2 separate regions of the Mus musculus genome follow, and region 1 is linked to region 2. A link is a loop called in an ENCODE intact Hi-C map of the cell type or tissue named here. Cell type or tissue: gastrocnemius. All regions are shown on one strand. Each heading gives the region's core, and the rest is flanking DNA. Links, peaks and the distances in the headings are about the cores only.

The links. A loop is a pair of places that touch in the nucleus more often than their neighbours do. Peaks named below come from ENCODE experiments on the same cell type or tissue, not always from the same donor. Only the 100,000 strongest peaks of a DNase experiment are listed, where the experiment ranks them.
Region 1: it touches region 2 in a loop (6-fold over the local background); 6 of 42 quality-filtered maps call a loop at or near these places.

Annotation. Positions count from the first base shown.
Region 1 is chr8:91,033,741-91,049,214 of GRCm38, forward strand. Chd9 (chromodomain helicase DNA binding protein 9) reads left to right here. Exons shown (of 40, transcript NM_177224.2): 32 at 1-504; 33 at 1,165-1,325; 34 at 2,586-2,810; 35 at 3,667-3,835; 36 at 7,308-7,447; 37 at 8,345-8,539; 38 at 9,102-9,230; 39 at 15,366-15,470. Among named protein-coding and RNA genes, the nearest start is that of Gm39221, 18 kb to the right of the region's middle. In gastrocnemius, for the core only: no CTCF peak of the experiment used is centred there; a DNase peak (open chromatin) is centred at 7,115.
Region 2 is chr8:91,091,126-91,106,599 of GRCm38, forward strand. It overlaps Rbl2 (RB transcriptional corepressor like 2), which reads left to right. Exons shown (of 22, transcript NM_011250.4): 10 at 4,424-4,533; 11 at 5,639-5,742; 12 at 8,915-9,052; 13 at 10,223-10,387; 14 at 11,073-11,184; 15 at 15,155-15,421. Among named protein-coding and RNA genes, the nearest start is that of Rbl2, 29 kb to the left of the region's middle. In gastrocnemius, for the core only: no CTCF peak of the experiment used is centred there; no DNase peak of the experiment used is centred there.

The DNA.
Region 1 (15,474 bases), core at 2,568-10,567, 57 kb before region 2:
GTACTCTTCTAGAGGATATGAAAGTTAAGAGTGAAAGCCTCACAGAAGAGCCCCAGTCCTCTGAAGAAGAATCTATGTCTTCTATGGAAACAAGGACACGAGTTAAATCTGAGCCTGTAAGTCCAAAGAACGGTGTTTTATCACAGGCTACTGGAGACCAGAAGTCTGGTGGGAAAAGTGAAACAGACAGACGCATGGTTGCAGCCAGAACAGAGCCCCTAACTCCAAACCCAGCTTCTAAGAAACCGAGAGTCCACAAAAGAGGATCCCAGTCCAGCTCTGATTCTGACTCTGACTCTGCGCGCTCATCGTGTTCTTCCAGATCCTCTTCCTCCTCCTCCTCCTCCTCCTCCTGCTCACACTCTCGGTCAGGCTCTAGCTCTTCGTCATCCTCATCTTGTTCTTCGGCATCTTCCTCCTCCTCCTCATCTTCCTCCTCCTCCTCCTCATCTTCTTCATCATCATCAGAAGAAAGTGACAGTGAAGAAGATGTCCAGAAGCGAGGTACATGCACACATTTGTTATCTTTATGACCGCTTTTCAAGTGAAAATGTAGAGAACTTGATTTACATAACTGAAGCATGCTTAACTTTGTAAGCTTAAACTTTATGCTTATAAATTGTCTTAGAAAAGCATAATTGAGGAGGAAACTGGAGTTCCTTACATAATCCTGTTCTGTAGATTAGTTGAACAGGGGAGTCTGAAGTTTTGCGTAACGGCTTGCCTTCTTTATGACTGCCTTAAATTTGCTGCTTTCCCCAGAACAAGTTTATTATGAGCAAATAATGTTTACAGCAACCACCAGGAACCTTAGATTAAATAGACAAACAAGAGTACCATACTCCATACTGCCGCCTACAGTCTGTAGAAGGACGCACAGGAAGAGCTTACGCCCCTCAGCAGAGTAGCCTCAGGTGGCTTTTTTCTGGGGTGCCTTTGCAACAGCAGTTCAGGTACAAGGAAAGGAGTCAGCATCGAGCTTGTGCAGGGATGGCTCTGGCAGTCCTAAAGAGCCCCATCTTCCCCAGGGCTCTGACATCAAGCATGCTAAGAGTTATCTTACTTGGACACTTGTGGGGAATTGAAGAAATTACATAGGATTGTAAAAGTATGCATAAATTGTTTGATGTAGATTTAAAGAGTGACTGTAACTATTGTCCTTAGAAGGCACGCCTCACAGGAAAGCCTATGATGAGGAAAGTGTCGCATCACTGAGCACGACCCAAGATGAAACTCAGGACAGTTTCCAGGCAAACAATGGAACGCCAGAGTCTGCTTACCTGCTACAAGGTGGATATATGCTGGCAGCCTCATATTGGCCAAAGGTAAAAGAAGAGGTTACTGCTGAGACATGTCTTCTTTTCTCTCCTCTCCTCTCCTCTCCTCTCCTCTCCTCTCCTCTCCTCTCCTCTCCTCTCCTCTCCTCTCCTCTCCTGAATAGCTTTGATGGTAGACATTCTTTTGTATTTTGTTTGTTTTGTTGTTGTTGTTGTTGAGACCAGGTCTTACTGTATGGCTCTGGGAGTCAGACTGAACTTCTACTCTGACATCTGTCTGCCCCCTGCCCCTGCCCCTGCCAATCTGGGATAAAAGGTGTGACCACCACATCTGACCTAATGGTGGATAGTCTTAGGTGAAAAAATAGGCCACTATAAATTTTTTTAAAGATTTATTTATTTATTATTACTCATTAGTACACTGTAGCTGTCTTCAGATGCACCAGAAGAGGGTATCAGATGTCACTATGGGTAGCTGTGAGCCACCATGTGGTTGCTGGGATTTGAACTCAGGACCTTTGGAAGAGCAGTCAGTGCTCTTAACCACTGAGCCATCTCTCCAGCCTGGCCACTATAAATTTATGATGACATTTTGGTGTTTGCATCAAAAGGTTAAATTATTACTGCCTATTAAATGAGTTATACATACATGTGTATGCTTCTCGGTGTAACTTTAGAATGTTTAGAATGAAGGACGGTAAATACCGTTTGTAGTTGTAACCTACCAAAAAGCTCATTTTAAATAGGTACATTCTGGGGTACAAGCAGCTCCAGCTGTATGACTGTAATCCCCATGTGTGACTAGACTAATACAGGGCGCCTTTGGAAATGAGGTTGAGAATTTAGAAATGGACGAGCCTGTTCTCTTTCTATATTCCTACGTGTTACTTTTGTACCCTGCATCTGTAAAGGCAGCTCCACTAATAGAGCACCGTGCTAACATGCACAGAGCCTCAGGTTTAACCAACCATTGTGGTTCACATTTATATTCCATTTCTATAATTCAAGCAAGTGGGAGGTCCCTTGGACTGTTTAGTGACTTCAAGGACAGCCTACAATGCGTAAGACTTCGTTGAAGGAATAAAATATTAAAATAGTAAATATATCTTTGTGGTATAATGCTTTTGAACTTCACCAAAGGGAATTTGTACTTAAATAATGTACAGAATTATAATACATATGAGAATATATAAGCATACTACACACACTGTTATACCTGGCTTAAACCATCAAAGCTCTTAGGTTATTTGGTCTGCAAAGGTCTGGCCTAAGTACTAAAGAGTACCTTGATGTTCCCTGCTTTTCTAGGACCGGGTAATGATCAACCGCCTGGACAGTATTTGTCAGACAGTTCTGAAAGGGAAGTGGCCGTCAGCTAGAAGACATTATGATGCTAACACGGTGGCGTCCTTCTATACCACCAAACTGCTGGATAGCCCCGGAGCAGCTACAGAACGCGGCGAGCCCAGCGTCCCCACACCCCCAGCCGTTGCTGTCAGAGAAGAGCACGAGCAGTCAGCACAGATGTCAAAGGTGAAGAAGCATGTACGAGAAAAGGAGTTTACAGTGAAAATCAAAGACGTATGTGCATTTTTATTGCCCTAGGGCCTGGTTGCGATTGCGGTGTGCAGCATGCTTTTCTGCAGTGGCTGCCTGCTCTCACTCTTCCTTCCTTCCTTCCTTCCTCCCTTCCTTCACATCCTTGTCTCAGGGTACTGCAGTGCTTCCTTCCTGTAGCTAGGCTGTTCAGGGTGAGCATCCCATTAAAGCGCTCATCACTAAGTAGGCCTCTCTCCTGAGAATGGTTCTGCACAAGGTGTTTCCTGAAGCGTGTGACTATTTCTGTTCTGGCATTTTAAAATATTTATGTGGTATATCAATGTACGTACTTTCTCAAACACTTAATGTGTCCCATTATTAGGAATGCTTTTTTAATATGATCTTTGAAGTTTAATTATTTGTTATCAAAAATATGGGTGAGCTTTAGTGTGGAAGACAGACATGTAACACTGGCCCTTTAAGGCTAGGAAGGCGCAGGGAGAGGGGGAGGCACATGGGAAGACCGTATGTCATACAGGGAAGAGTCATGCCAGTATATGTGTGTGTGTGTAAGAGTGATGTCGCTAAAAGTGCCATAAATAACGTGCCTAGCGATGTCTGTCTGCCCTGGAAATGTTACAGTCATGTGCTTCCCACGTGAAAAATGTTGGTTTGTAGTCATAAAAATGATGAGTGTTTTTCCTGTTGATTGGATTGAATGGGAGAACCTCAGGAGTGTCAGGGACTTTGCCTTCCTCTTTCTAAGTAAAATATCTTTCTTGATATCCTATAGTAAGGTTTTTGGTAACATTTTCTGTCTTGATAATGGTTCTGAATTTTGTTTTAATAGGAAGGTGGCTTGAAGTTGACATTTCAGAAGCAGGGGCTTGCCCAGAAAAGACCATTTGATGGTGAAGATGGCGCCCTGGGTCAGCAGCAGTACCTCACTCGCCTTCGGGAGCTTCAGAGCACATCAGAGACTAGCCTTGTTAACCTCCCCAAAGCTGTGCCAGCGTCAGGTAAATGTGCAAATGGGAACTCGGTATTAACAAGATATTCCTTGCCATTTCCAAATTTTCTTTTATACACATTTGACATAAAAACTCATTTTCTCTTTAGTGTTGGGGACCTATTTAACACCTACAAAGTAGTCAGCATAATATTAAATATTATTATTTCCTAGAATATGTGTATATGATGTGTGTGTATCTGTGCGTATGTGTCTATCAGTCTGTGTCTGTCAGACTGTGTGTGTGTCTACCTGCCTGTCTGCCTATCTGTATCCGTATCTACCCCCCCCCGCCTCTGTCTCTGTGTGTGTGTGTGTGTGTGTGTGTGTGTGTGTGTGTGTGTGTGTGTGTGTGTTCTGGAGATCACACTCAGGACTTTTATGTATGCTTAGCCAGTCACTTTACCTCTGAACTGCACCACCAGCCTTGTTGAACTTTAGTATGACATTTTGAATTATAGCAGTTAGTTTGAGAAGTTTAAGTATTTGAATGGAGATACCATCTTGTCAAGTAGCTTTTAACAGATAAAAGTTATAGTAGTTTTGGGAAGGTGGTATATTTTGTGCTTCAAACAGTAATTTAAGTCACATGATAGTGGTTGTTGGTAAAAGACTAAAACTTAAGAGAGTGCAGGGGAGCCAGGCGGTGGTGGCGCACACCTTTAGTCCCTGCACTCGGGAGGCAGAGGCAGGTGGATTTCTGAGTTCAAGGCCAGTCTGGTCTACAAAGTGAGTTCCAGGCCAGCCAAGGGCTATACTGGGAAACCCTGTCTCAAAAAACCAAAGAGAGAAAGAGAGAAAGAGAGAGAGAGAGAGAGAGAGAGTGTGTGTGTGTGTGTGTGTGTGTAGGGGCACACTTTAAAATGCTCCAAGCAGACATGATTATTTCTGACTAGTCTCTTCAGTTTCCACAGACCCTTTCAAGACAAGACTTCTTCCACTTCAGATAGCCCTATGCCAGGCAGGTCTAAGTTTCAGGGAAAAAATATCTTTTAATTTGGAAGTACATTTTCCCTGATCTGTTTTGTTTCTTTTCTCAAAGATTGGAGTTCTACCTCTGAAAGCACTATAGACTTAGCTTTGCCCTTCCTTTGTCTGCATGCTAAATCATAGCATTTTGAAAACAATTACCATATTAATATATTTCCCCTTGAGTCTCTGTTTCTTCTAACCTTTCTGGCCACTTGAATCAACACATTTATGCCATGTGTTGCATGCCCTTCAATCAACGAAGAATGATTTCCTGGTGCTGGAAAGTGGTTCAGTGGGTAAGAGCACTTGTTCTTACAAAGGACCTGGCTCACAACCATCTGTTCCACTTTTAGGAACATTCCAACTCCTCTTCTAACCTCCATGGGCACCAGGTATGGAGATGGTGTACACACACACACACACACACACACACACACACACACACTCACTCTCTCTCTCTCTCTCTCTGCAGGGGCAAAGAAACATATCCATAAAATAAACACTGTGTTTTGTCTTGTCTGGCTACCTTCCACCTGTGTTCTTCTTAAAGTGTCAAGAATTGAGAATGATGTTTAAGATCAGTTGAGTCTCAGGAGTATTTACCACCCTGTACTTACCCCCAAAATACTAATTTCCAATCAAAGAAAGTGAATGGGTTGAATTGTCTTTATACCATCTTTATTTTGCAAGGCTAAGGACTCTGCTTTAGTAGGGACTGTGTCTGGTTGCCACACGATACCTGGAAGCTTTTCAGAATTGTCACTGTGCATGAGCACAGTGCGTAAGAACAGTAGGTGGGACTCCTACAGTTCGGGGACTGATTGCTGCTTTCAATCGCTCCTATCTCTACTTTTTAAATTATCAGTTATTTTATTTTCACTGGCATCAGTTTGGTCTTCTGTGGATTCATTAACCATTCTGTGTAATTTTCTACTTACTGACCCTGCAGTTGAAAGGCTGGGGATATAACTTGGTGGCTAAAGCATTTGCCATGTGAGCCTGAAGATCGGCCTCAGGGTGCTCAGTACTTCATAAGGGCTGTAATCCCAGTGCTTGTTAGCCAGCAACAGGGCATCCTTGGGGCAAGCTGGCGAGCTAGACGAGCCAGATCAATGAGGTCTAGATTCAGTGAGAGACCCTGCCTCATTAAATAAAGTGGAGAAGTGGAGAGCAATTGAGGAAGACACCCAATGACAGGCAATTTCTGTCCTTCAAATATACATGCAGATGTTTGTGCACACGAGTGCACTCATATCTACCATACACACACACACACACACACACACACACTCATACGCTCCCCTGACCCCTGCAAGAACATCCCGTGTGAGTGTTTCTATTCGTGAAGTATCCGTCTCCCAAATCATTCTTCTTAACGTGTTAGCTCTATGGTTAAAGAGCTCTCTTTCGCACTAAAATATGAGGACAAATGGAGACCAGCTGTGGGCTCTCTTGCCCACCCAACGTGAGTTTACTGTTCTCATCCTTAACCCGAAAGCTTCTCTAGAAGATACAGTCAGTATAAATGAGGTCGTGTGAAGGGTTCAGTGGCTTTGCAGCTGAAGATTGTCCAGTTGTCACCTATAAGTAATTCTTTGATGAATAATACTACACATAGTGTACAGTAACTACATATAAAATACTGTATGTTATATAGCAATGTAGTTTATGTAGCTGTTACTATTATGCTTCTTTATTATACCAGTGCTTTTTATATTAACAATATAAATATAAGGGCTGAAGGGGTGGATCAGTGGATAAGAATGGATACAGCTCTTGCAGAGGACCTGGGTTCAGTTCCTAGCACCCACTTCAGGCAGCCACAGATGTCTCACCTCTAGCCCCAAGGCTTCAGTGCCCTCCTCCGAACTCCACAAGCACCTGCACTTATGTATACACATACACACATACATAATTTCAAATTAATAAAATCTTAAGCAATATAACAACAGTGATATGCATATTATGTGATACCAATTATAACGCTAGTTTTAAAACTACATAAAACTATGTTAAAGTCTCAAGTACTATTAATACTATGTAGTTATCTCATATCCTTTATAGTACACTTTGATAATTATAAATGTGAAATCTGGATCTGCCTTCCTTCTTGGGCTTGTCAGAAATTAGTTACCATTAACATTTCTGAGCCTTGTCATTGTGTGTGAGATGAAGTGAGAGGAGCAGGATGTGACACCTCTGTGAGGAGTTAAATAAAACAGGATGCCGAGTGGCCAGTAAAGAGTTGACTACATGTGAGGTAAGGTGATTCACACCAGAATCCCAGAACACAGATGGAGAAAGCAGGAGGATTGGGATGGGAGCCAGTGGGAGCCACCGAGTGACAGAGATCTAGATTACCAGTCCCCAAGTCTTTAAACTGAGAAACGGGCATGTTTTTAATCCAAGAACTTCTTAGTTTGATGTATAAAAGAACTAACTTCAAATCCATTTAGAGAAGTTGTGTTGTTTAAGTTTTCAGCCACTGTTTTGCATTTCTAATTGATTAGGTACTTCCATTCAGCCAACCCTCGGTGCCAACGGAGCGATACTCGACAGCCAGCCTATAGTGAAGAAAAGGCGGGGAAGGAGGAGGAATGTAGAAGGTGCTGACATCCTCTTTTTGAACAGAAATAAGCCACCTAATCATGTAAGTAAATCTATTGTAAAGTTATTTAACCTTAAGCCTGAAATTCAATCTTAATAAGTACACACTTATTGTTTTATATTTTTAATAAAATAAATAATAAGGAAATTAGTCTTCCATACTCTTAAATTGGATCTTAATAATATTTGGCACTGGCAGAGAGAGTTATAAAAACTTTAACTTAAAAAGGCTTGGCAGGGGCTGGCGAGATGGCTCAGTGGTTAAGAGCACAGACTGCTCTTCTGAAGGTCCCAGGTTCAAATTCCAGCAACCACATGGTGGCTCACAACCATCCATAACAAAATCCGATGCCCTCTTCAGGAGTATCTGAGGATAGCTACAGTGTACTTACATATAATTAATTAATTAATTTTTAAAAAAGAGGCTTGGCAGAATTTTATACAATGCTTTCTTCTTCTTCAAAAAGAAAGTGACTGTTGAATCTGGACATGAGAGAGTACTTGTGTGACCCCGGTATGCAGGAGGCAGAGGCACAAGGATCACTGCCAGCTTAGGCCATCCTGGTGTGTATGTCATGAGCTCCAGGGCGGTCAGGAATGCAGAGCAAGGCCTGGGGCAGGAGGGGCCTCGAGAAAATCCTCTGTAGAACTAGAGTTAGAATGATGATAAGCATGGAAATGTAAATCGTATCTGATCAGTTCCCCTCCCCACAAGTTGACGTTAGACTTAACCGCCTCACAGCTTAGGCCATCCTGGTGTGTATGTCATGAGCTCCAGGGCGGTCAGGAATGCAGAGCAAGGCCTGGGGCAGGAGGGGCCTGCCTCCTCAGAAAATCCTCTGTAGAACTAGAGTTAGAATGACGATAAGCATGGAAATATAAATCGTATCTGATCAGTTCCCCTCCCCACAAGTTGACGTTAGACTTAACCGCCTCACAGATTCCCACCGGGATGAACCCAGCACTGTCCTATCCTCAGCCTCAAAGAATTCCTGACACAGAGAGTCCTGTTCCAGTTATTAATCTCAAAGACGGGACAAGGCTCGCAGGAGATGATGCGCCGAAGAGAAAGGACCTGGACAGATGGCTTAAGGAGCACCCTGGTTATGTGGAGGACCTCGGAGCCTTTATCCCAGTAAGTAGACTTTAGAGTCTCAGCAGTTGTTGTTCTTTTGAGTCATCAAACATTTACTAAATATCCATTCTGCCTAAGATTTAGGAAAAGTATCAAAAAGAAATAATTGCCATATTTCCTAAAATATAATTCTGTATTGCTTTTCTTTCTGCATTTAATAAATATTTAATTATAAAAGTCACTTCAGGCCAGATACAGTGGCACACACCTGTAATCCTAGCGCTCTGAAAGATTTTTTTATGTTCAAAGCTGTTTTTTGTTTAAAAAATAAATTAAAAAAAAAAAGACTTCTGATGTATTTTATTATACCCTTTGTATATTATAAAGACTGCAGTGGTATAAAACTTCTAACTCCAGAGCTCTGTCATTTGCTGCTGTGTACAGAATAGCTGGCAAAGGAGCACAAGAGTCCTATTAAAGTTTAAGACGTTAAATGGACTAACTAGAGAGTGAGCGCTTTCGCTCCACACAGGCCTGAGCTCCTGGGGTCAGCTCACTTGCACCATTCTGAGAAGTGTTGAACAAGGCCACGGGCTTCAAGGTGTTTCTCTGTGTGTTTTAGAGGGTGCAGCTGCACGAGGGAAGACCCAAACAGAAAAGGCATCGATGCCGAAACCCAAACAAACTAGATATCAACAGTCTGACTGGGGAGGAGCGCGTGCAGCTGATTAACAGAAGGAATGCGAGAAAGGTATGTGTGGGCTTGCTACGCTTCCACTGGCTATGCCGTTTACCTAGGCAGTGCTGTCTAACAAACTAGAGAGTGGGAAACCTTGCACAGCTGTGGGAAAAGGCGTGCATGATGATTTCATGTAGTCTGATACCAAATCCCACGTCGCTGACAGCGAGTGAGTGAGAGAAGCAGGGCTGCTATGTATGGCTGCACACTGCATGAGGGCCCTCTGTCCCATGCAGAGGTTCCCTCAGGGGACATTAGTTGCTGTCCCTGGCTGGTTCAGTTGCCACAGTCAGCACAGTGAGGGAGGGGCGAGAAGGGGGAGACCGCTGCCTTCAACTGTAAGGAAGAGGTCATCCTTCTTACAGTACCTGAGGCCCCAACCCACCTGTCTGTGCCAGAAGTCAAGAGACCTTACTCAAGGTGACAGCATTTTCATTATCACTGTGATAAATGTGTTGCATTTTATCAGGGTAACATTTGTCAGATAGTGCAAGTTAATCTTGTTTTCTCAAATAGGCATATTATATAATTTTTGATGGAAATAAAATGTTTCAAAGCTGACTTTATAGATGAATGGAACTTCTATGCTTAGCTTGTGCTAACTAGTCACAAATTATTAATAGTTGAGCTTTTTTCTTGTTTATATATCACAATTAATATTAACTTTGGTAGGCCTACCAAATAATTGTTTCTAATGGCATTTTCATTCGTGTATATCACTGTCCTGTGCTCATTCACCTATGTGTCACTCTTCCTTGTTCAGTGTACCCTCTAACCAGGCGCGTACTTGCTGCACAGACATTCGTGCAGGCAAAGCACTCATCCACGGAAGATGGTTCTTACTAAAAGAACAACCACCTAAGTTGAAAACAGCAAAAGTGTAGGGAAAGGGGACACAGTGTCAGCAGCCACCGTACTCTCTGGAGGAATGGCCTCTGTCTGCTCCTCCAATATCAGCACTGCTGGGTGGTGGCTTTGGTCACGTTGGAGTCTTCTCTTACTAGGCCTTCTGTGACTTGAGCGCCTCATCATCTCAGTGTCTCTTCATCCAGCCCTAGTGTGTCCATTACAAACTGCCCTGAGCGCTGAGGCTGGATGTCCCCAGGCTTCCTGACTTCTAGTTGTGCCTTATTACCAAGCTCAGTCTCATGATGGTGCATGAATAAAGCCATGTGGGGTTTGCAGACTCCAATATTGACTTCTCCCATGATGGCTTGTTATGCAGGAGTCCCACTGAATTCCCCAACAGGGCTTGAAGACATGGGAACTCATTCTGTGGTTAGGAAGAACTAAATGCCAGTCTCTTTAAACTAGAACAGACTAGATTACCTTCTAGAAGGTTCTTTGGTTCCTCCTCCTTGCAGGGAACCACATGAACTGATCCTCGGTTACAGTGCTTAGCTGTTCTATTTTTCTAGGTGTTTCCAACTATCATGTGATCCTTTTCATACCTTCCGATGCTCTTCTCTTGTTAGAGTCCAGCTTTTGCTTCCCTGACTTTTCTCAACCTTAGCATCAAACAATGGTTGCTTCTAGTCCTATGAATTCAAGTGTTGTTGGGTTTTGTTTGTTTGTTTGTTTGTTTTTTCTAGACAGGGTTTCTCTGTGTAGCCTTGGCTGTCCTGGAACTCACTCTGTAGACCAGGCTGGCCTTGAACTCAGAAATCCGCCTGCCTCTGCCTCCCAAGTGCTGGGATTAAAGCCGTGGGCCACCACTGCTGGCTTAAGGTTTTTTTTTTAAATATATATATGTATACTTATTTATTTGTACATTGTGATATGCATGTAGGATCCAGCTGTGGGGCTGAATGGGGTCTGCAGGATTCTGGTTCAGCTGAGGGTGGAAAGAAATGACTTCTCCAAGGACCTTAAGTGCCACTTACAGCAGCTCTTTTAGATGAAGGCCTTCTCTGACAATTTTCAATGAAACGGCTCTCTGAAGCAATCTTGGCTTGAGCACATACTTTGATTTGGGGTGGGGTTGTATGCGTATACTCCATTTGGCGTGAACCAGGGCTATATGTGAATTTTGGAGAGTGGGAAGGGGTTTTTCTTAGAGTGAAGTTTCATTGGCTGAGGCTTAGGTTAGTGGGGATATCTCATTTGTATTGGAGAGGCTTTTCCAGAAGTTGAACCTGTAATTTCACAAGGGTTTGGGTTGGGCTCCCCCGATCAGACAGAGAAGAGAAAGCACTGCATTCAGTTTGCACCAAGCTCAGGAAAGCTGTCTGGACATACAGCCTTAGCGTTGAGGTACGGCACCAGTGCATGGGGGGTAGGGGTGGGTTGGCTGTGCCTGCAGAGGACAAATGAGGGTGCTGGTCCCCTGGAAATGGAGTGCAGCAGTTGTAAGCCTCTTGATAGAGGTGCTAAGAACCAAACCCAGGCTCTCTAGGAGAGCAACAAGGACGTTTACCCACTGAGCCATCACTTTACCCCCAAAATAAGGTTTTTCTACAGGTTATTTCTGAGCCAGGTATGATGTGATATTTGGTAAAATTCTCATTCTATGATGATTTGTCCTTTTTTCCTTATAATATAAAGGCCAGGTGATTTGTGATATCCTTTGTATATGCAGCTGTAATATGCTAGCGTTTGCTGTCAGCTGAACAGTAAAATGGGTGAGAAAAGGTGACAGACATCAGGACAAGACTCAGCTCCCAGACTCACTTCACCCTGGATGTTCCTTGTTTTGCTTTCTGTTAAATGACCTCCCTGCTAAGATAGCAATACGTAAAACCATTTTAACTTCTCTTAAGAAATCCCACATTGGGGAGTGGGTGGGTAGCGGAGTGGGGGTGGGTGGGTATGGGGGACTTTTGGTATAGCATTGGAAATGTAAATGAGCTAAATACCTAATAAAAAATGGAAAAAAAAAAAAAAGAAATCCCACATTGAAACACCATTTAAAGTAATTAGGCACTACTAATTTTCCCCAGTCTGGTAGATGTAGTTTATTCAACCTTTGGTAGTGTATTGGTTTGCTACATGGTGCTAAAACACTGACCTAAAGCAAATTGGGGAGAAAGGGGTTTATTTCATCTTATATTCCCAAGGGACGCTGAGCAAGAACTCCAGGCAGGAACCTGGAGGCAGGAACTGAAGCAGAGACCGTACAGGCATGCTGCTTACTGGCTTGTTCCCAGGGCTTGCTCACCCTGCTTTTTCACACATCCTAGGACTAAGGACTGTAGGTCTTCCTGTGGAATTCCTATCCCCTCAGAGGCTGCTATTCTCCCATAAGAGTCCAGTGTTTGGCTGTGGGTGTCTGCATCTGGGGAAGACTCACTTTTAATCTGAATCTTTTGAGATGAGAAAAGTCCATGTTTAATCTGGGGCACACCTTCTGACTGCAGCCTATCTGTGAGGTATAAAAGAAGGAAGCTCTCTCTGGCTGCTTGCTCTCCCTCTCACTGGCAAGCCCAGTCCTTCACTGGCATTAGAGCCTGTTGCTGCTTTAGGATCTCTAATGTACACTGAGGCAGCTGACAGACCCAGCCTTGGAGACTGAGCAACTGCTTCATTCTTGGACTTTCTGTTGGTTGACAGCCAATGTGGCTAGGCCACAACCCCCATTCTAATATATCGTGTGTGTGTGTGTAAGTGTCTGGTGTGTTTATAAAGGTCAAAGGACAACATGCACAAATCGGTTCTCTTCTTCTACCATGTAGGTCCTGGTGATTGAATTCAGATTGTCACTTGGCAGCAAGCACCTTTTTCTGCTGGGCCATGTCACTGGCAGTAAATATTCTGAATATTAATGTCGTAAACTTCTGGAATCGTTCTCATTTCCCTTGATTTGTAGAGTTCTCAACTATTGGCTTGTCTCTAAGATATAGATGAATTACTAAGGAAAAGAATCTTCCTACAAAGTCCACTTAATTATAAGGGAGGAGGTTATGTTATACTGTATTATATTTTGTTTTGTTTAAAACAAGGTCTCACACTGTAGCTCAGGCTGACCTGGAACTCACTAGGTAAGCTGGACTGTCCTCAAACTCAGAAGTCTTTCTGCATCAGCCTGGAGATTAAGGTCCAGGTTATAAGTTCATTTTACCCTGAAGGTTCATAAAGAATGGAGTGCAAGAGAAGTCATAGAGACTGAAGAATAGAAGGATATTAGATGAAAATGCTTAGAGGTATGCATGATACACTTGCTGTGTGATGAGTGAATGTGCATCCTATCAAGACACAGTATAGATTTGCCAGTTGTGTATGTAGCCAGGGACAGAATGCTTATGGAGCATTCACAAGCCCTAATTCAGTCCCCAAGGTATTACTCAAGAAGGAAATATGTAAAGCATATGTATTCAAGAGAGAAGAAAGAACTGCTCAAAAACCAGCTTTTAGACTGCAAGGAAACATTAATGATAGGCCAAAATCATTGATATCAATATTATTAATTTGAATTCTGATTTTTTTATATTTGTTCTTTTTTTATTGGTTATTTATTTCTTTTACATTTCCAATGCTATCCCAAAAGTCCCACACACGCTCCCCCACCCACCCACTCCCACTTCTTGGCCCTGGCATTTCCCTGTACTGAGGCATATAAAGTTTGCACGACCAATGGGCCTCTCTTTCCACTGATGGCCGACTAGGCCATCTTCTGATTCATATGCAGCTAGAGACACGAGCTCGGGGGGCGGGGGGGTAGGGTATTGGTTAGTTCATATTGTTGTTCCACCTATAGGATTGCAGATCCCTTCAGCTCCTTGGGTACTTTCTGAATTCTGAATTTATCATATACAAAAATGCTTACAACTTAATGGTATGCAATGTAGTTAATATGCATAATGAATAAACAACAGCATGGAATTCTGAGACCTGTGTTTTCTTGCTAACTCTTGACATTATTAGATGGCTTTATAAAGCTAGCTATAACTTGTCTGAAGCTCAGGTCCTTCAGTTTGAAAACAGAAATAGTATCTCAAAAAGATTTTGTAAGGACTAAAATAAAATATATATGTAATGTTCTAAGCCCAGTATTTGATATATACTTACTGTAAGCCAGATATTTTTATAAGACACTTGAACTGTTTCATTTTCTGTTCATCAGACACTTTGAAGGAAATATTATTGTCACCCCATTTCATAGCTCACAAAAGAGACTCAAAAATATTTATTGATTTACCTGAGTTTCCATAGCTCAGAATTATGACTCCAAAAGGTATACTTTCAGGTGGGCTAGCCTCCCTGTCTTGCCTCCTATGGATACCATGAATAATAGTTCATTTTCTGTTCCAGTTATTTCACTTATAACATTTAAGATTTTTTTCATTCTTTTAAAGATTTATTATTATACATAAGTTCACTGTAGCTGACTTCAGAAACACCAGAAGAGGGTGTCAGATCTCATTATGGGTGGTTGTGAGCCACCACGTAGTTGCTGGGATTTGAACTCACGACCTTCGGAAGAGCAGTCAGTGCCCTTACCCCCTGAGCCATCTCACCAGCCCAACATTTAAGGTTTATATAATTTCTGTTTCAGTTCATTCCTGTCACTGTGACAGGTACTGTGACCCAAAGCAATGAGGGAAGGAAAGGTTAGCTTTCTGGTTCCAGGTTCATCATCAAGAGAAGTTAAAGCAGGAACTCAAGCAGAGCATGAAGGCAGGGCTGCTTGCTATCCAGAGAGTGTCATCCCTGACCACGAATCTCATACCCAAGGAGCTACAGCATGAACTATGGAGGATGCTGCTTGTTGCTTCAGTCCTTGCTTACTAACTTACTTGGAGGCTCATGCTCGGCCAGCTTTTTCTATAGTTCAGGGTCTCCTGGCTAGGGAGTAGTCCCACCTACAGTGGGCAAGGCACATCTACGTTAATTAGCAATCAAGACGGTCCTTCCATGGACATGCCCTTTAAGTCAGTCTGATCTAGGCAGTTCTTCAATAAAGTTTCCAATTCTAGGTTGCATCTGCCAAGTTGGCAGTTACAAATAACCAGAGGACAAAAGCTAATGTGTTTATTTAGTATTTCGGTAGCCCAGTTAGATTGGAGTGACCCTTTTTAAATATAATTACGCATATTGTTGCAGATTGCTCAAAAATACATATTTTAAAGAAATTCTATATCAGAAATCAAATAAACAACTTCATACTTAATAGTGTTAACGGTCTAACTACCTTTGTTTGTTTGCTTACAGGTTGGAGGCGCATTTGCTCCTCCTTTGAAAGACTTATGTAGATTCCTGAAAGAAAATTCAGAATATGGAGTGGCTCCTGAATGGGGAGATGTTGTTAAACAGTCTGTGA
Region 2 (15,474 bases), core at 2,661-10,660:
ACATCTCCACAGTTATATTGAAAATCTACAAACTAGGCAGTGGTAGCGCACACCTTTAATCCCAGCACTTGGGAGGCAGAGGCAGGTGGATTTCTGAGTTCGAGGCCAGCCTGGTCTACAGAGTAAGTATTAGGACAGCCAGGGCTCAACAAAACAAAACAAAAAAAGAAAGAAAGAACAAAAGAAACAAAAATGTCACACATTCAGGAAAGTGAAAAAAAAAAAACAGCCAATACTTTGTTTCTTTCCCCTTTTCTTCTACTCCTGACCATATTCTTATATACTTTTGACTCCATTCAAGACTACTGATAAAAGGAAGACTAGGAAAAACTGTATGTCAGGGTCTCATGTAGCCCAAACCAACCTCAACCTTCCATGTAGCCACAGATGACACTGAACTCCTGATGTGTGTACTCTTATCTCTGTATCTGGTGGAGTCCAAACCACATGGCCCACGTGTGTTCTGTGTTAGCTAGGTATTTTGGGGCAGCATTGTTGTATGTTAGACATGGATAGCACACATAGGGTTGTTAACTTCAAATAGACCAGCCAGATACGTTCACTTGCCTCCTGCAAAACACTAATAGCTCTGCTCTGAAGGCTTGAGCAAATTCTCAGAAGAGGGGCGTCAGGGGTTCAGTGATCTATTGATAGCTCACCAGTAGAGGCCACTCGCTGTGAGTGGCCAGTTTTATAGCCAGTTGCTGCCCACGGTTTCCCACTGGTGGATCTGTGGACTGATAGTTTCTGTGAACTGTGACAGAGAGACATCTTATTTACTCTTGCTGGACAACTCGGCAAACTAGAGGTGGCATTGCTGTAAGAGAGTGTGGTGGTACAGCAGGGACTAAAGACAACCTTACACTGTCTTATATTAATAAATGTTTTAAAAGTTTAAGGAAGCGGAGGATCCATGGTGATGGGCAGATTGGTCTGGAACACGATTCTGAAGTGTGACTCGGTTTGAAAAGACTCAGGGTGCTCAGTGGGTCAGTCACCTAATTTCTGCAAGCTCTGTAGAGGTTCCTAACTTGGAAAGGGCTTGAGTTAGTTCCTTCGCTCTCCAGAGTCTGATAGGAATATCAGTGACTTTTCAAGAACATAATTGTTGTTTGTTTTGAGACAAGGGCTTCTGTAGCTCAGGCTAGCCTTTAACTACAGATGCAGTGGAGGATAGGCCTTGAGACCTCTGAGCCTCCTGCTGTCACCTCCCACGTGCTGGTGTTACCTGCCTGTACCAGCAGTCTTATGCCATGTTGTAGGGACTCACAGCTTCATGCGTGTCCACAGCTGAGATGCATTCCAGCTCAGGGTATACTTTGGGGCGTGGCTTTGGCAGGGAGATCTGAGAAAGCTGATTCTAAAGTTCCTAAGACTTTATGGTTTGACGGCATAGATCCCTACAATACCAGCTTTTTCTGGTGGTGTATAATAAAGGAGACGTTAATAACTCACTGGAGTTCAAGAGTGATCACCTTTCCTCTGTATTTGCAGTCTTCTTTAGTCTTCAGCTTTATTGTGATTAACACGGAGCAGTCCACGCCTTGGTGGCTTCTTCCTAAGTCGTATTTTTTTCAGATGGCCTTGATTTGCCTTGAATTTCGAAGCATTTTATTTTTGTTTTTCCAGTTAACTTGGAAGTGAGCCATTGACACAATGTTCTAGGAGTGTGAGTGTATGTATAGTCCTGAGAACCCGTACACAATCTAAGGGCGTTCACGTTTTCATCTGCTTCCTCATGTGGAAAAAATAAGAAAGTTGGCCTCTGGAATCTAATACCTAGATATGACTGTGAATTACATATTATATAGTAGTTAATTTCTTGTATCAGTTTGGTTAGTTTACAGTACCCAGTTTTACTAAACACCAATCTGGATGTTGGTTTGAAGTAATAATCATTTATTTACTTCTTTTGAATCAGGGTCTTGGCCAGGCACATGGCCTAAGCACTGAGGCAGGAGGATCTGAAGTTCAAGACTAGCCTGAGTTACGGAATGAGGCCGTGTTATCAGCATATAAAAACAGGAACGGAGTCTGTGTTGCTGAGGCTGGACTTAACTCACCATGTAGCCTGGGACAGCCTTAAACTCATCATTCTCCTGCCTCAGCCTCTGCAGTACTGAGAGAAGCATTTTATGTATATGTTGTGAAAGACTATATTGTAGCTATATCTTTCAGATCTTTTTATAATCTCTAGTCATGACAGCTTTAGCTATAGATATTATTAGTGGAATTGCATATTACCAGTAGATTGCATATCACCTTTTTTATCTGGTAAGCTTTAAGGTATATGTGTATGCTTATAAATAAAGCTCTGGTGCTATATCACATAGCTATCTCTGGCTATGTCTCACAAGGATGAAACTTATTTTCTTTATAATTTTATAAACTGGCTAAGGTTTTGCAATGCATATATATATTTGGTCATATATACTTAATTAAATACATGTATATGATCAAGTTAAGCCACAGTGGTTGAAATATATAGTTATTATAATTTGGTCATATATATGTGTTGACTTTTAGCTGACCTGTGCAGATCTTGTCAGCCGACCTGGGATCTAAGGACCTGAAGGAGTAGGGCGGACTACAGTCTGCTGCTGCAGACAATCTCACTTCATAGGGTGGACTACAGTCTGCTGCTGCAGACAATCTCACTTCATAGGGCGGACTACAGTCTGCTGCTGCAGACAATCTCACTTCATAGGGCGGACTACAGTCTGCTGCTGCAGACAATCTCACTTCATAGGGTGGACTACAGTCTGCTGCTGCAGACAATCTCACTTCATAGGGCGGACTACAGTCTGCTGCTGCAGACAATCTCACTTCATAGGGCGGACTACAGTCTGCTGCTGCAGACAATCTCACTTCATAGGGTGGACTACAGTCTGCTGCTGCAGACAATCTCACTTCATAGGGCGGACTACAGTCTGCTGCTGCAGACAATCTCACTTCATAGGGTGGACTACAGTCTGCTGCTGCAGACAATCTCACTTCATAGGGTGGACTACAGTCTGCTGCTGCAGACAATCTCACTTCATAGGGCGGACTACAGTCTGCTGCTGCAGACAATCATCTCACTTCAGTGTCAGCCCACTTTTATACAGGAATGAAACAGCGAAAGCAGTGATCCAAGGAAAGTTGTTGCAGTTCAGAAAACCGTGTAAATAAACGTCAGCAGCCACATATTAAATATTAACAGAGCAGCCCTCTCCCAGGACTTTCTCAAGACAGAGCAATTTAAACACAATTGCCTGCCACGGACTATAGATTATATCTGGGAAAGCATGAAAGCAAGGCAGAAGGCCATATCCAGATTCAGGGCACACTGACCAGACTGGGTTCTATAGCTATGTTCTGACATCCAACAAGAATAAGTATGTCATAAGCTTAGTGTAAATGTTTGCCACAGGAGGCATGAAGTCACATGTAAGAGCAATGCAGGGAACAGTGTGAGGTAAAAGACCCTCTCTCTGCCTTTTCCCCTGGTGCCTCTCTCACAGGTTCCCAAGGCATTGCTCACCACGGGTCATTTTTCTGACCAAGTTCTGACATATATATGTATGGTCAAATTAAAACAGTTGTTATAAAAGCCTCAAATATTGCTAATAAGAAAAATCAATGAGAAAGAGGGCGAGGGAGGTGGTTCAGCTGGTAAAGTGCTTGCTTTCTATAAGAACCTGACCCCCCCCCCCCAGCTCCCATGTAAACGGCAGAGTGTGCTAGAATAGGCTTGTACCCTCAGTGACCCTGCGGCCTGCTGGCCAGCCATCCCGGATTAATCACCAGTCACCAGGTACCCGCTGAGAAACTCCATTTTACCAACACGGACATCTGCTGAAGAATAACCGCAAGGTTGATCCCTGCCGTCCACGCACACATTGCCACACACTTCCACAGAACCCTCAATGTGTACCCATGAATATTTGAACACATACCAGTACTCCACACACAAAAGATTTAAAGTCAGTGAAATAAACCTCACTTGGGAAAATTTAAAAAAGCCAGCATTGGCTTATATGTTTATATGTTTCTAGTGTAGGTTCTGTACCCCTTCATTCCATTTTTTTCCAGGAGGTCTTCCTGGAGGTTTTGCTGCCCACTAGACAGTCCTGAGGGCAGTTTGGTTGGTGTTGATGACAGGATATTTAAGGTTGTAGGGTTAACCACAGCATCAAATGAGTCCCAGAGCAAGTCGGCTAAGCAGAGTGCAGTAAAGTGTTTCCACACAGGCAATACCACTGCCACTCCAAATAGTAACGTTGCCATCTTTGAAAAGGAAGTATGGGATTTCCTCTATTTATTTGTAAAGTATATAGTATCTATTCGAAGCATTTTACGCCAATGAAATTGATAGTTTTAGACACCGTGTCTCTGTGTCCAGATGAAACACTCATGTTGGATAATTCATACTACTTTTTAGGTCATGTTCCCGAGATCCAACTCAGGCTATCGCTGACAGATTGAAAGAAATGTACGAAATATATTCTCAGCATTTCCAGCCAGATGAGAATTTTAGTAATTGTGCTAAAGGTAAGATTTACTATTGTCCAGACTGCTCCTGACTTTGACATCTGACTAATGGAGTCAGAAAGACAAGGAAGGATGTAGAACTGTAAGCTGAAGGCTACGGAGGATCTGTCCTTTATTTATTTATTTATTTCTGTCACTGATTTCTGGGCCCTTTTTAGAAACAGAAAGTTTAGTCTAACATCTTTATTATGTTAGACTTTTAGCACATTTTTGGTTTTCTGACACAGGGTTTCTCTGTGTATCCCTGGCTGTATACTGGAACTCACTCAGTAGACAGAGAGAGAGAGAGAGAGAGAGAGAGAGAGAGAGAGAGAGAGAGAGAGAGAGAGAGAGAGAGAGAGAGAGAGAGAGAGAGAGAGAGAGAGAGAGAGAGAGATGAATAACCTCTCTTGAGGCCCCGCCTCCTAAAGGCCACTCCCCAAACGGGACCACTGTTAAATACATAGGTCCTTGAAGAACTTCCAACATCAAGCCATAGCAGCACAGAGCTGTAGTATTCACAGTGACGGAGTGTGTGCATTTAATGTGATCCTGAGTTCCTTGTGTGATGCTTTCACGTCAGTTTTAACAAGTAAGAAGAATGTTAACATGAAAGACCTGGAGCGCACACTTAAAATCCCAGTACCTGGGACACTGTGCTGGGACTAGTGATGAGCAGTCAAGGCCAGCCTGGGCCAGGGTGAGCCTCTGGCTCAAGGAAAAGGGGGAAAAGGGAATACTGAGAAATTGTAGGGATAATGAAACATCAACTATAGAAAGTATGGCTTTGGGCTGGAGAGATGGCTTAGCAGTTAAGAGAAATGGCTTTTCTTCCAGAGGACCCAGGCTTAATCCCTGGCACTCACATGCTCACCACCATCTGTAAGTCCAGTCCCAGGGAACCCGATACCCTTTTCTGGTCTCCTGGGCACCCACATTCACATAGTACATGGACACACATGCAAGCAAAACCCATATACATTTAAAAAATAAAATTAATTAGAAAAAGAAAATATAGATTTGGGTTTTAGACTTTATTTTGTGGGTAGAGAAGTGAGAAATGAGTCTATTCCATGATACTAACTTAATTTGTATTTAACTTTGTGCTTTGTTTTAATTTCAACAGAAATTGCCAACAAACATTTTCGTTTTGCAGAAATGCTCTACTATAAAGTATTAGAGTCTGTTATTGAGCAAGAACAAAAAAGATTGGGAGACATGGATTTATCTGTGAGTACAATAATTATGTAGTGATGGACACAGTGAGACATAGCTCCATTCCTCCCCACCCACCAGCAAAAGGCCATTACAAAGAAAAGGTGTGCACCTTAGGAATGAGATTAGCATCTCACGAACTGTGTAGTGGAGCCCTCCGACCTTACCCTACCATCGTAAGGTGTATGGAATGGGACAGAGGTGTGAGTCTCCTTGTAGCAGCCATGCATTTTAACACGGATTTTAAAGAATAGGAGGATTCTGTAGATGTGTTAATTACTCCTTTACTGTTGTGATAAAATACAACGACTAAAGCAACTTCCAGCAGAAAGAGTCTACTTGGGCTTAAAGGTGCAGAGGACTAGAGTCCATGTTGGCAGGATGAAGGCACAGTGACAGGAGCGGGAAGCTGAAGGCTCACAGCAAGCACAAGGCAGAGAGCAAACTGGAAACAGTGTGATGCTTTGAAACTGTAAGGCCCACCCCATGGACATGCATGGCTCAACAAAACCACATGTCCACACAGCACCTAAAACAGTTCTACTAAGTAGGGACCATGTGTTCAAGCACCAGATCTTATTCACGCATTCTTGTTCAAACGGCCCCAGTGGTCAAGCCCTAACATCCTCAGGTTTAACTTTAACGGAGTTGTTTAATACCATGGAGCTTTTATACAAACCCAGTGGAAGAAAACACTGGATGTTGACTTGTTAGGGCTTCAACATGAGGACTCAGTCATTCTTCAGCTAAGATGATGCTTTTTCTTAGTCTCTAAGCAAGAAATATCAACAGCGAGGCATCCTGCCCTACCCCTTTAATTCTACCTGCTTTGGAGGCTGAAGAAGGAGAATCACTATTTCAGGACCTGCCTGGGCTTTGTAACACGTTTGAGGCCATCTAGTGAAACTTTTTTTTTTTTTAAAGATTTATGTATTTATTTTATGTAAGTACACTGTAGCTGTGTTTAGACACTCCAGAAGAGGGCATCAGATTTCATTACGGATGGTTGTGAGCCACCATGTGGTTGCTGGGATTTGAACTTGGGACCTTTGGAAGAGCAGTCGGAGCTCTTAACCACTGAGCCATCTCGCCAGCCCTAGTGAAACTTTTTGAGACCCTCTCTAAAACTAAAATAAGACAACAAAATCCCTGAGAAGGGCCGGGGATGGATTGCATTTCATTTGACTACTTAGCAATTCAAGCTCTTGGGGAGTATCATAAAAAAAAACAATTATTTTTCCAAAATGAAGATTAATAAACCAATAAAATGTCTCATAAATGCTAATGTCTTAACAATTGTATATAATCTTATGTGGCAATTAAAATAGTCTCATAATGATGAAGCTAGAAAAGCTTGGAAATGTTCTATGTGTGAAGTTAGGCTTAGGGACCGGAACCGTGAGACTCAGCCACTCAATCATGTGTGAAAGTACCAGAGTGTACCTCCCGGTCAGCCAGCCTGTTGCACATTTATCTAAGAGAGAGCTCTTAAGAATGCTAATTTTAGAGCTGAGGAAGTGACTCCGCAGTTAACAGCACTGGCTGCTTCTGCAGAGGACCTGGGTTCAATTCCCAGCCCCTGTACGGTAGCCTGTGACTCTTACAACCCCAGGTCCAGGATCCCTGACGCCTTCCTTGGGCTCAACAGGTGCCGTGGTGGCAGAGAGTGATGCACAGAAGCCACATAGGTGGAACACTCATACATGCAGAAGAAATAATTTTAAAAAGATAGTGCTAATTTTTAAAATTGACATTTTAAAAGTTATACAGTTGGCCAGTAATTGACTTGAATTTCTTGTAACTGTTTATACTCAACTCTTTTTTTTTCTTTTATTAAAATTTGAGGCAAGGTCTTACAATGTAGTGCACATACGCCTTGTACTTGGTATAACCCACATTGGCCCTGAATGTATAATCCTCCTGCCTCAGCCTCCCAAATGCTGTGATTACGAGGACAGACTACCATGCCTGACTTACATTTCCCTTTTGGTTTGGTTTTATTTATCTTACTTTTAGGTTTTATCTGTGGTTTTCCTGTATGTTCATATATATGCACCATGAGTGTGCCTTTCTGTATGTGCACTATGTGTCTGGACCTTCAAAGGTCAGAAAAGGGGGTTAGATCCTCTGAGAGCAGAGTTCTAGATGGCTGTGGCCCACCATGGGAGTGCTGGGAACTGAACCCAGGTCCTCTGCAGCAGTACTGAGTGCTCTTAATCACTGAGCCATCTCTGCACCCACATACATATGTATACATTATACACACACACATAGGTACATATACACATATATACGTATGTGGTTGCATTGGGCTGTATGCACTAATGGGCTGCTTTATGACTTGACTTTGTGTGTGTGAAACACATATTGAATAGCAATGTAAACCTCAGCTACAGTTTAGAGACTAATATTAAATAGGTACCTGTCTACTCATCTAAATAATTTATTTTAATTTTATTCTTATGGTAAAATGTGCTTAAAACATTTTAATCATCTGGAAAGTTACATTTCAAGGTGCATTAGCACGGTTGTATCCATTATCCCCACCTTACACCCGTTGAAGACTGATTTCCCACTCGCCTTCTCTCCGTCCCTCTGTGTACTGCCTTCCAGCCTTTTGACTCTACCGGATCCTTAGGTAGATAGAATCGTATCGTATTTGTCCTTTTGTGGTTGAGTTGGTTTTCTTTTCACTGTTTATCCATGTTCTGGAAAGTTTTACAGCTTCTTTCCTGGTGTCTAACCCTTTTATTTGTGACTCGTCGGTTGATAGACGTCTGGATCATTATGCCTTTGGCTGTTGTGAACAGTGTTGCTGTGAACACTGGTGTGCCAGGCACGGGTTTCTTCCTAGAAGTAGCATTGGTGTGTCACACAGTGGTTCTGGAGATTGGCCCCAGATCCTCACGTAGGTGAAGCGAGCGTTCTACCACAGAGCTCCATCCCCAGCCCCATACAGTAGTAGTCCTATGGTTAATTTCCTGAGCAGCAGCAACACATGGGTTTACAGTTCTCTCACATCCTCAAAACACTTGTTGCTTGCTATTTTAAAACACCTTTTAAAAAGTATTTCATAACATAAGTTTTTATTTAATCTTTAATAAAAGGATGAGTGCAATTAAACTGACTGGCTATGCAGTGTGTTTTCAGAGTGGGCTTCAGTTCTAAATGTGACTTTGTCTTCTAGGGTGTTCTGGAGCATGACGCATTCCACAGGTCACTCTTGGCCTGCTGCCTTGAGGTGGTCGCTTTTTCCCATAAGCCTCCTGGGAATTTTCCATTTATTGCTGAAATATTTGATGTACCACATTATCATTTTTATAAGGTATTTAAAAATTATACCGGTGATTATGAGACTAACCTCTTGTTATCTACCTTGCTCACATTAAACATATAAATCTATTAAAAATTTAATAATCTCTGCATAGAGAACAAAGGAGAGTCTTTGACCTGTGTAGATTCTTGTACTATATAGTAGTATGGCACATCTCTTTGGCCTGGTTTTTTCCATCATCTGCCTAAGGACTCCAGCATACTGTGATTGAAGAGCTAAGTGGGGGGTGGGGGGCAAATGTGGTGGATTACACCTAGAACCCAGCACTTGGAAAGCTTAGGCAGGAGGATTGCAGACTTCAAGAGGGCTACATAGCACAGGCTCTCGGAAAGGAAAGAAAGAAGAGAAGCATGTAGAGAGGGGTAGGAAGAGGGGATGCTGGGACTGGAAGGATGGCTCAGCAGTTAAGAGCACTTCCTGCTCTTGCAAAGGACCTGAGTTCATTTCCCAGCTCCCACGTCAACTCCAGGTCCAGACGATCTGAAACCCACTTCTGATCTCCTTCCCATCCATACACAGGACACACACACACGGATAAAAATAAATTTTCATTAAAAAGCAGCATTCATGTCATACTAATGTTGTATAGCTTGTATATGTCTTTCTCATTTATGAAAGTTTAATATTGGAGATATCTTTCAGGAAAAAAATCCATTTTCTATCATCCTACTTATTTATTTTTGATAAATCTAGACCAGGATGACATCAAACTCAAGGATAACTTGAAACTTTTGATTCTCCTGCCTCTACCTCCTAAGAGCTAGGATTACAGGCATGAGCCCCCATACTCTGCTTATGGTCAGAGACTATTAATATTATTTTTGTGATATTGATACTGGAAAGTGAGCCCATAGCCTTAAGCATTTAATCACATACTGTATTTCTGAACTATACATCCACCTCTTATATAAAAACTTAAGAGTACTGTTTTCAGGCTCAATGTATAAGGAATATTTTGTACAAAATATTTTGTTATTCATATGTGTAGATTACTTACAAAACTATAAAAGGATAAGCAGCGTGCTACACATGGCTTTATTAAACTTCTGATAAATTATGTCAATATTTAAAAAATATTTAGATGTTTCATTTTGCTTTTATACTTTTGCATGCACAAGCGTAGATATCACGACTCAATAAGTGGCGTTTTCTTTATTGCAGGTAATTGAAGTATTTATTAGAGCAGAAGACGGTCTTTGCAGAGAAGTGGTCAAACACCTCAATCAGATTGAAGAACAAATTTTAGACCATTTGGCATGGAAAACCAAGTCCCCACTGTGGGACAGAATTAGAGATAATGAAAACAGAGTCCCTACTTGTGAAGAGGTTTGTGACAATATTTTAGCATCTTTCTGTAAGGGAAGCGCATCAATATTGTTTATAGCCCTCTTCTACAGAGAGTAGTTGGAGCTGGGGTCTGCCCTTTGGGGTGTAGGGCTTTGCAGTGTGGTAAGTGGTTTATTCCTGTATCAAAGAGAAGCCTGTAACTACCTCAAGGTCTCCATGACGGTAAAGATTGAGGCTGCTGTTCTGACCATCTGAATCATAAGGTACACTGGCTCGGACATAGTCTTCATATTGGTTTTGAATCTTTTAAGACTGAGAATTTTTGCTTTAGTAATTTTATTAAGAAATAATTAATTGGACAAAAATTGTTGCCTTTTGGTTTAAGATTATTACTGTCTCTTTCTTTTTCTTTTTATTCTTTTCCCTTCACTTCCCTTTCCTTCCCTTTTCCCACCCCTCCCCTTTTCCCTCCCCTCCCCTTTTCCCTCCCCTCCCCTTTTCCCTCCCCTCCCCTTCCCTTTTCTTTCCTCTCCGAGACAGGGTTTCTCTGGGTAACCCTGACTATCCTAAAACTCGCTCTGTAGACCAGGCTTGCCCTTGAACTCACAGAGACCCGCTTGCCTCTGCCTTCCAAGTGCTGGGATTACAGGTGTGCACTGCCTTACTGCCTTTCTAGTGAAATGCTTTTTGATTGTTAAGATTTTGTGCAAACGATTCTTTATAGGTCATGCCACCTCAAAACCTAGAGAGAACAGATGAAATTTACATCGCTGGCTCTCCCTTAACCCCGAGAAGGGTGGGTGAAGTTCGTGCTGATGCTGGAGGACTTGGAAGAAGTAAGTTTAAAATACAAAGACGAATATTTTGGAGTCTTGAATCTATATACTTAAATTCCATCTAAACTGTAAGTAAAATTAATAGGCTATGCAGAGCAAAGAGTATTCTGTGTCCTTTAGTGACATAGTGATCACTTAAAAAAATTTTTTTTTGTTTTTTTGTATGCAGGAGGGTTGGGACAGGATCTTGTGTAGCCCAGGCTGTGGCCTTGAATTTGCTATGTTACCAGTGGACTTCTGAGAGTCCATTTCCCAGTGCTGGATTCGAGGTGTATACCACCACACCTGACTTAAAAATGCTTTTAAGGAATGGTAAAAACATTAAAAATTATTCTGAGAGGTTTGGCTATATGGCCCAGGCTCCTCTTGAATTCTACATTGTCTTGCTCCCCACCCCCAACAAGGATTGCGGGAGTGCCAAGCTTATCTTTTTAGAACACTTTTCATTAACTTGACCTTTATTTGTAAGTGACTATCCATTTATAAACATACAAAAGGGCAGAAATGGGAAAAGCAAACTGCTAACTATACTTCCATTGCTGGCCATAGGATTCTCAGTGAATTCTCTCATTCTCTGAAGTGTGTCTTCCTTTTTATGGTTCTATTTTGTTATGTTTATTGGAGAAAGGAGTCTCACTGTGTTGCCCAGGCTAATCCATCCCTGGTCCTCCTGACTAATCTCTTGCATAGCTGGGAATCAGGTGTGGAGCGCCACAGCTGGATGTTGTTAAGGGTGGAGCTCTGAGACCCAGGTAGATAGAGATAAGCCAGTGAGGCTGGATGGCTCCAAGAGTGGAACATGTTCATCACTGGAGCTGTGCTGAGCTACTTAGTAATGTGACTTTGCTGCTGGCCCAAGGAACACAGAAAACCCGGCTTATGTTTTATAGCTCCTTAGATGACTGCCTAGGTGCGAAGTTCATATTCATGTGTGGGGTCTGTCTTCCTTGAGATTCTTTTCGTCCCCCCCCCCCCCGTTGTTGGAGATTGACACCAGGGCCTCCCAAATGTAAAGTACACATCTTTTAAACTATTTTCAAAGAATAGTTTATATACACATACATGCATACACACATACACACACACACATATATACACACACATACATATATACAATATATACATAAAATACATATAAACACATACACACACACACACACAGACACATATCTCCAAATCTATTAGAACATTGCTAACACTAGGTCCGTTTCATAATGTACTTGAAAGGCCTTAGCTATAAATGGATCAGTTTTAAAATCAGTTTACTCTAAGTCAGTGTCTACTCAGTAAATATGGATACAGGCCGTGGTGGCAGACTTCTGTAATCCCAACACTTGAAGGCTAAGGTAGGAGGATCTTAACTTTAAGGCCAGTCTGATTTTGCTTCATGAGACCCTATCTCAAAACAATAACAGAAAACCAAACTAACTCACCAGTTAAATGCTTTTTGAAATCTTCCTCATTTAAAAATTGATTTTAGATTTATGTGTATGATTGTTTAACCTGCATGTATATGTGTGTACCCTGTGTGTGCCTGGTGCCTGCAGAGGTCAGAAGGTGCTGGACCCTCTGTAAGGTGTTGGACCCTCTGTAAGGTGCTGAACCCCCTGTAAGGTGTTGGACCCTCTGTAAGGTATTGGACCCCCTGTAAGGTGTTGAACCCCCTGTAAGGTATTGGACCCTCTGTAAGGTGTTAGACCCTCTGTAAGGTGCTGGACCCCCTGTAAGGTGTTGGACCCTCTGTAAGGTATTGGACCCTCTGTAAGGTGTTGGACCCCCTGTAAGGTGTTGGACCCCCTGTAAGGTGTTGGACCCTCTGTAAGGTATTGGACCCCCTGTAAGGTGTTGGACCCCCTGTAAGTATTGGACCCTCTGTAAGGTGTTGGACCCTCTGTAAGGTGTTGGACTCTCTGTAAGGTGTTGGACCCCCTGGAAGGTGTTGAACCCCCTGTAAGGTGTTGGACCCTCTGTAAGGTGTTGGACCCTCTGTAAGGTGTTGGACCCCCTGTAAGGTGTTGGACCCCCTGTAAGGTGTTGGACCCCCTGTAAGGTGTTGGACCCTCTGTAAGGTATTGGACCCCCTGTAAGGTGTTGGACCCCCTGTAAGTATTGGACCCTCTGTAAGGTGTTGGACCCTCTGTAAGGTGTTGGACTCTCTGTAAGGTGTTGGACCCCCTGGAAGGTGTTGAACCCCCTGTAAGGTGTTGGACCCTCTGTAAGGTGTTGGACCCTCTGTAAGGTGTTGGACCCCCTGTAAGGTGTTGGACCCTCTGTAAGGTGCTGGACCCTCTGTAAGGTGTTGGACCCCCTGGAAGGTGTTGGACCCCCTGGAAGGTGTTGGACCCCCTGGAAGAGGTGTTGGACTCTCTGTAAGGTGTTGGACCCTCTGTAAGGTGTTGGACCCCCTGGAAGGTGCTGGACTCTCTGTAAGGCCCTGGACCCCCTCTAAAGCGCTGGATCCTCTGTAAGGTACTGGACCCCCTGTAAGGTGTTGGACCCTCTGTAAGGTGCTGGACTCTCTGTAAGGCGTTGGACTCTCTGTAAGGCGTTGGACCCTCTGTAAGTGGAGTTGTGGATGGTTGTGAGCCACCACGTGGGTGCTGAGACCCAAACCTGAGTCTTCTGCAAGAGCAGTGCTCTGACCTGCTCAGCCATCTCCAGCCTTTCCTCAGTTTTGAAAGAACAACAGTAATGGTTTAGCTACTTTTCAAGCAGACCTGTCTCAGCTCTGATAAGCTGGCCTTTTCCAGTCTGTTTTTTTGTAGTTTTCCTTCCCGAGTCTATGAATTAAAGTTTGACATTCAACTTCCCTTTCTTTGTCCTTGCTACATCTCCCTTTAGTTAGGAAAATCTGCCTGACGCTGGCTCCACAAGCCTGTCCCAGGCTTCCTGTCTTCTTGTAACACAGGGAATGCTTAAGCACAGCTTTCAGGGTTCACTCTTGTTAAAGTCTTGCTCATCTCCCTACTTTTATTTTTAAATTTTAAAGCTACTGTTACACAGGTCTTACAGGTGAACATGGGAAAAGGAATAGTTACAATTCAAACATGCACACATTAGTAAGAATACTTAAACTAAGCCGTAACATTTGGTTTTTATTTAGAGGGACTAAGGAAAAAGCGATTGTTTTGGGCATGGTGGTGCATGCCCTTAATGCCTGCACTTGGGAGGCAGGGCAAGTGTATCTTTGGGAGTCTGAGGCCAGCTTTTGCTAAATAGTGAGTTCTGGGATACCCAGACCTACATAGAGAAACCTTGCCTCAAACAAACAAACAAACAGACATTCAAGAAAGAATGTTCATAGTTAGACAAAGCTATATATATGTATTTAAAAGTGGCTAATGCTGATAATGTTTTTATATTTTGCAACAATTCAAAACCTATTTTATAAAGCCATTGAATTATATAACTGAAGTGAATGAAATGTATGGCACATGAGTCATATCTCAATAAAACTGCTCAAAACTAAGTTTATTAAATCTATACCATACATGTCTACCTACTGAAGGATATGGGATGTTAGTAATCTTCCCTTTGTGGAAAAAGGCTGATGAATATTCATAGAAAGCTGAAGGAGAAAACCAGAGGAAGGCAGGCACATCACCCTGTCTCCTGGCCAGGTAATGTCTTTGTTCAAATTTGAATATGGGGAAAAAGTAAATGATTCCTGAAATGACCTCTTCATCAGAGTCGGAACAGAGGACACGGTGGCCGAGGACAAAGCCTTGCTTCATTTACGGGGGAAGGAAAACCAGAAAGAGAGCGCTGTGAGACAGAGTATTTCCTCTGTGAAGTGCTTTCAGTTGAATTTCCACTAGAATAAATATGGGTGGACCACGACTTCTGTACATTTTATTTGCTTTTGAAATTATGAAGTATTTGAAACACACTGACTTTCCTTTTGAACAAGAGCTGAGATCGAGGTCAGAGCTGTCTCTTTGTTAAGTAGTCTGATTTCTTTTGATCGTAGGTATAACGTCTCCAACCACATTGTATGACAGGTACAGCTCCCCAACAGTCAGCACTACTAGAAGGCGGCTATTCGAGAATGATAGTCCCTCTGAAGGAAGCACATCTGGGCGCATCCCCCCACAACCCCTAGTCAACGCTGTCCCCGTGCAGAATGTACCTGGGGAGACTGTTTCTGTCACACCAGTTCCTGGACAGACCTTGGTCACCATGGCAACAGCCACTGTCACGGCCAACAATGGACAAACAGTGACCATTCCAGTCCAAGGTAAGGAAGGCAGAGTTAGGGATTGCGTTCTCTGACACTTGTCAGAAAGTCAC